Linked DNA regions of Homo sapiens: region 1 is linked to region 2. A link is an interaction called in ENCODE POLR2A ChIA-PET data of the cell type or tissue named here. Cell type or tissue: K562. All regions are shown on one strand. Each heading gives the region's core, and the rest is flanking DNA. Links, peaks and the distances in the headings are about the cores only. Region 1 overlaps BRWD1 (bromodomain and WD repeat domain containing 1). Region 2 overlaps GET1-SH3BGR (GET1-SH3BGR readthrough).

Evidence for each region. Peaks named below come from ENCODE experiments on the same cell type or tissue, not always from the same donor. Only the 100,000 strongest peaks of a DNase experiment are listed, where the experiment ranks them.
Region 1: POLR2A ChIA-PET joins it to region 2 with 5 read pairs; 5 of 35 experiments call an interaction of 5 or more read pairs at or near these places.

What each region holds. Positions count from the first base shown.
Region 1 is chr21:39,307,246-39,310,158 of GRCh38, forward strand. All of the region lies in intron 4 of BRWD1 (bromodomain and WD repeat domain containing 1), which reads right to left. Among named protein-coding and RNA genes, the nearest start is that of BRWD1, 4.9 kb to the right of the region's middle. In K562, for the core only: no CTCF peak of the experiment used is centred there; no DNase peak of the experiment used is centred there.
Region 2 is chr21:39,428,981-39,431,893 of GRCh38, forward strand. The region is part of intron 8 of GET1-SH3BGR (GET1-SH3BGR readthrough); the gene reads left to right. It overlaps LCA5L (lebercilin LCA5 like), which reads right to left. Exons shown (of 11, transcript NM_152505.4): 4 at 151-231. Among named protein-coding and RNA genes, the nearest start is that of LCA5L, 15 kb to the right of the region's middle. RefSeq lists an enhancer at 1,503-1,797. In K562, for the core only: no CTCF peak of the experiment used is centred there; DNase peaks (open chromatin) are centred at 1,661 and 2,231.

The DNA of each region.
Region 1 (2,913 bases), core at 216-2,715, 120 kb before region 2:
GTTATTTTAATCACCTCAGCAGGGTTAACTTAGACAAACCTAACCATGAATTTTCTAAGACTAAACTTGTAAATAGATTTCAAATTTATTTTGTAATTTTTTTTACTCTATCAAACAAATAAATGTAACTCAGTAATTACAAAACTTGTTACTACATCAGAATATGTACTTGTATGAATATCAATGTATTATATGTATATATTTTATGTATATATGTTTGTATGTATATATTGCACATATTATATGTATATATACTTGTGTGAATACATTTGTACTTTCCTTTTTCTTCATCTTCGCTTGTTAACCTTCCTGGGTTATGACTTAATTACCCAAACTGGGAGGAGACTGGTATTACCATTTTAAGTACTCTACAGGATTAAGGAATCAGGTTATGATAGAAGATTATAGGCTATGACTTGGAACTTGGGTGCACTGCCAGATACTTTAAGTCTTAGGCTGAGCCTTTTTTAATAGTAAAACCCCTTTAAAACAAAAACCTCTTTTACAATTTTGTATTTCCCACAAGTCTTGAAACTAATCCCATTATCATTTAATTTTCACAGTGGAACTCTAAAAGACCCTTCCATCCTGAGGGTAGCTAATTTCTTTCCTCTATAGATTCTGTATTGTCCTTGACTATAGAGATCTATCATTCTATAGGTATTTCATTTGTAACTTGGGGACACTTAATGATCATGGTAGTGTGATTGATGAGCTACAGTCTAGCAATATAGCAGTGCAGGTAGAGACTAGAAACTTGGGAGCTGGACACGGAGGCTCACACCTGTAAACCAAGGTTTTGTAAACTTTTTTTCTACAGATGAGGTGTTGCTTATGTTGCCCAGGCTGCTCTCAAACCCCTGGCACCAAGTGATCCTCCCACCTCAGACTCTCAAGTCTCTGTGTAGCCTTAGCCACCACACTTGGCTTCAATTCTTATAAGAAGCAAAAGTAGGCCTGGCAAGGTGACTCATGCCTGTAATCCCAGCACTTTGGGAGGCCAATGCAGGTGGATCACTGAAGGTCAGGAGTTCGAGACTAGCCGGGCCAACATGGTGAAACCCCGTCTCTACTAAAAACACAAAAAGTAGCCAGGCATAGTGGTACATGTCTGTAATCCCAGCTACTCAGGAGGCTGAGGCAGGAGAACTGCATGAACCTGTGAGGCAGAGGTTGCAGTCAGCCAAGATTATACCACTGCACTCCAGCCTGGGCAACAGAATGACACCTTGTCTCAAAAAAAAAAAAAAAAAAAAGCAAAAGTACCAAAAATACTCTTGCCCCCAAATACAGGTTGGAATAACAGCATGGTCACAAGTTTAAGATAAATTGTGGCTTTACAAACACTAATACTAGAATCATCTAAAAAGCTTTTTAAAATACTGATGTCCAGTCCCACCACAAAGATTCTGATTTAACTGGTTTGGGGCATACTCTGGGCAACCAGATTTTATAAAGCTCCCCAGATGATTCTCATCTGAAGATGAAAACCACTAAGAAAAAGGAACAAGTTACCATCATAAGGAACAATAAGACAAATACAGAATGTAAAACATTCTACAGGATAAATGATTTGGTCTCCAGTAAATCAATGGCATAGAAACAAGACTATTCAAGATAAAAAGAGATTTAAGATAATCAGGGAAGGGGCAGGATGCGGTGAGTCACACCTATAATCCCAGCACTTTGGGAGGCCGAGGCGGGCAGGTCACAAGGTCAAGAGATGGAGACCATCCTGGCCCACATGGTGAACAGCCGTCTCTACTAAAACTACGAAAATTAGCTGGGCATAGTGGTGTGCGCCTGTAGTCCCAGCTACTTGGGAGGCTGAAGCAGGCAAATCGCTTGAACCCGGGAGGCAGAGGTTGCAGTGAGCCGAGATCACACCACTGCACTCCAGCCTGGCGACAGAGTGAGACTCCATCTCAAAAAAAAACAAAACAAAAATCAGGGAAGGTGTGGTGGCTCACACCTGTAATTCCAACTTTGGGAGGAGCATTTGAGACCAGCCTGGACAACATAGCGAGTCTTTTTCTCTAGGGGAAAAAAAAAAAACTTAGCCAGGTGTGGTGGCACATGCCTGTGGTCCCAGCTACTCAGGAGGTGGAGGGCTGAGGTGGGAAGATTGCTTGAGCCTGGGAAATGGAGGCTTCAGTGAGCTGTGATCACACCACTGCACCCCAGCCTGGGTAATAGAGTGAGACCCAGGGTGGGGCGGGGAGAGAATCAATCAGTCAATGCATGTATGGACCTTTCTCAAGACCAAATCAAACTAATTGTAAAAAGACACCCAGGGAGGCCGGGCGCGGTGGCTCACGCCTGTAATCCCAGCACTTTGGGAGGCAGAGGCAGGCGGATCATGAGGTCAGGAGATCGAGACCATCCTGGCTAACACAGTGAAACCCCGCCTCTACTAAAAATACAGAAAAATTAGCCGGGCGTGGTGGCGGACGCCTGTAGTCCCAGCTACTCGGGAGGCTGAGGCTGGAGAATGGCGTGAATCCGGGAGGCGGAGCTTGCAGTGAGCCGAGATCGCACCGCTGCACTCCAGCCTGGGCGACAGAGCGAGACTCCGTCTCAAAAAAAAAAAAAAAAAAAAGACACCCAGGGAACAAAAAGAAAATCTGGATATGGACTCTGTGATATTGGCACTTGATGATATAATAAGCAGTCCTTATTTTTTAGAGATGAACTCTGACAAACTTAGAGATGAAATGTAGTGTCTGGAATCTGCCTTAAAACATTCCAACACATTAACCAGTGAAATGAATGGCTTTCTGGAATTTGCTTAAAAACAAGGGAGCAGACAATATGCAACATTCTCTGATAATCACTGAAGTTGGAAAATGGGCACCTAGTGGGTGGGTCATTTATTCTATTATTTTTGTTTGAAGATGTCCATTGATAGTTTCT
Region 2 (2,913 bases), core at 199-2,698:
AGGAATAGAAAGTGAAATACAAGAAAGACCCCAAATTTATACCCTTAATAAAATTAACATTAGTTACAAAGCAGATGGTTCTGCATTTCTTTATTATGCTACTGCACTAAGGACAATACCACCACAAGTATCTCTTTTATAGCAGCTTACCTCAAAAGCAGATTGAAACAAACAGATCCATCTTCTGAGGTCTTTAAAAGGATTTACCTTTTCATTTAATTCTCAATTCTCCTGTTTTATCAAGAAAGCAAAAGAGAATTTAACTGGCATTAGATCCTTTGCAATAGGAATCTAATATCACTTTCTCTACTGAGAGGGTTTTTTTTGAAGTCAGTTTCTGCTTTTTGCTGCATCTGCTTAATTCTCCAGCCTTCTCTTCTGATGAAATATATTAGGCAGTCCACAATCTCCTCACTACAAGAAATCAAATGATCTTAGTAATAATTAATATTAGCATTACACTTAATATCTAACTAGTGCTCTTACTTTGTACAAACTTATTTCACATCACCTCATCTCAGCCACCTAGAGGGAATAGGTTCAGACAGGTTTAAAGTTCAGAGACTGTCCCTGTTTCTTAGCTCCAGGGGCAGTGCTTTTTTCATTAAGCACCATGACTGCAACACCACATTGGTGGGAGCATTACACAATCCTAAGGCAAAGAATTTCTCTTTCCAGACACATTCTGCTGTGTAGCGGTGGGCAGAAGCAGATCCTTATTTGTGAACCTTTGCATCTAGATTAAGAAGAATCCAGGCTGGGCATTGTGGCTCACATCTGAAATACCAGCACTTTGGGAGGCTGAGGTGGGTGGATAGCTTGAGCTCAGAAGTTTAGGACCAGCCTGGGCAACATGGCGAAACCGTCTCTACAAAACAAATACAAAAATTAGTGGGGTGTGGTGGTGCACACTTGTAGTCCCAGCGACTTGGGAGGCTGAAGTGGGATTGCTTGAGTCCAGGAGGCAGAGGTTGCAGTGAGCTGTGATCGCGGCACTGCATTCCAGCCTGGGTGACAGGGCCAACTCTGTCTCAAAAACAAACAAACAAACAAACAAACAAACAAAAACAAAAAGAAGAATCCCAGATGTTGGTGTAAGGGACCCTGAAAGACTACAAATGCTCCCGTGTAGCCCTCATAGCCTTGCCTGTCCTTGTCCCCAGGAGCTGTTCCTCCCTGCCCTCTTGCTCATGACCTCAGTCCCTAATTTCCTCCTCACCTATCTTGGTAAATCCAAATGGCTCAAACAATGGTTGCTAATCCGCAAGAAGAATTTGTTTTTTTGGCCAGTTGTTTCTGACTCAAGCTAGAGTTCGGCTGACTTCTGCTAAAGCCCCTCCTTCTTCCTCACTTTAGAACACTCCTTCAACAAGTCTTCTTATGCAGGCAATTTTGGATAAAGGCTTAATTCAAGAGTGTTTTTCATGTTACATTCACAAATTGTCCAGCTACAGTAGTGGGAGGGAGTGGGATGGAGTAGAAGGTGATGGACAATTTGAAGGCAGACCGGCTTGGGTTTGAACTTGGGTCTGCCTGTCACTTAAGTGCTCTTGTCCATCTGTAAAATGTGAGTGACACCACCAATCCCATAGGGTTGAGAAAGAAAAGAAGCTTATCTGAGGAATGCAACCCCCTTTAAATGACCAGGCCCAAAGAGGCACTGGAATGAGACAGCAGTCACGTCCCCCCATCCCCCCAGCTGAGCTAAGTAATCATTTCTAAGCTGCTTGCTCCGTGGGCTCTGACTGACACCACCAATAGCTATAAATTAACCTAACAATGCCATATGCTGGACACCACAGCTCATACCCTGTGGTTCAAACAACAATCTAATCGCCAGTCACTGTTATTTCTGTAGACCAATGAGAATTCCTGAAAAACGACGTTTGCAATTGTCCCTCTCCTGACTTTGTCCTTTTTTCTTTAAAAAATGCAAGCCTCTCACAGAAGACTAAAGTGAACTTCAATTGTCCCATGTTTGATAAAGTAGAAGCCTAGCCATCTTAGTCTCTTAGTTTAATAAAAATTGATGTAACAGCCAAAAAAGAAAAAAAATTCCAATGGAAATCCTGTAGAGCCACATAAGAATAAACAAGACTATAAATAACTTCACTCTTAAAACAATTCTACCAGATTAAAATGTCCCCTAATGAGGCTTTCTAGACTTAGCTGTGAGAAAGGTGGTGGATTGGAAGGTGTTACCGCCCTCTCCACGTGGATGTGCAAGTCATAAGCCTCTGTGGATGCTGAGTTGTCCCATTACCTACTGGCTCCAGTGGATGTCTGTATTTTGCAGGATCCTTATAGCTAGAAGTAATTGTAGCTTCTTAAAAATGCTTGAAAAATCAAAAATCTGTCAATGTTTCAGTGAGAAGATCCCTTACTAGCAAAATTATCCACAATCTTTCCTGCTCAATAATTTGCCTAGCCTAACGTTAGGGATCTAGTTTCCTCAGGATGGGCAAAGGGTGGTCTTACCATAAAGACAATTTTTTTTTTGTTGGTGGAATGGATGAGTAGAAAATGACTGCTACCAATTTTATTTATTTTATTTTTGAGATGGAGTCTTGCTCTGTCGCCAGGCTGGAGTGCAGTGGCATGATCTCGGCTCACTGCAACCTCTGCCTCCCGGGTTCAAGCGATTCTCCTGCCTCAGCCTCCCAAGTAGCTGGGACTACAGGTACGTGCCACCAAGCCCAGCTAATTTTTGTATTTTTAGTAGAGATGGGGTTTCACCATGTTGGCCAGGATGGTCTCGATCTCTTGACCTTGTGATCTGCCCGCCTCGGGCTCCCAAAGTGCTGGGATTACAGGTGTAAGCCAGCGCGCCTGGCCTGCCATAAATTTTCTAGTGGATGTACTGTCAACTTGCTTTTGTCAAATTTCTAAAACACATAGTATAAGGCAGTGATC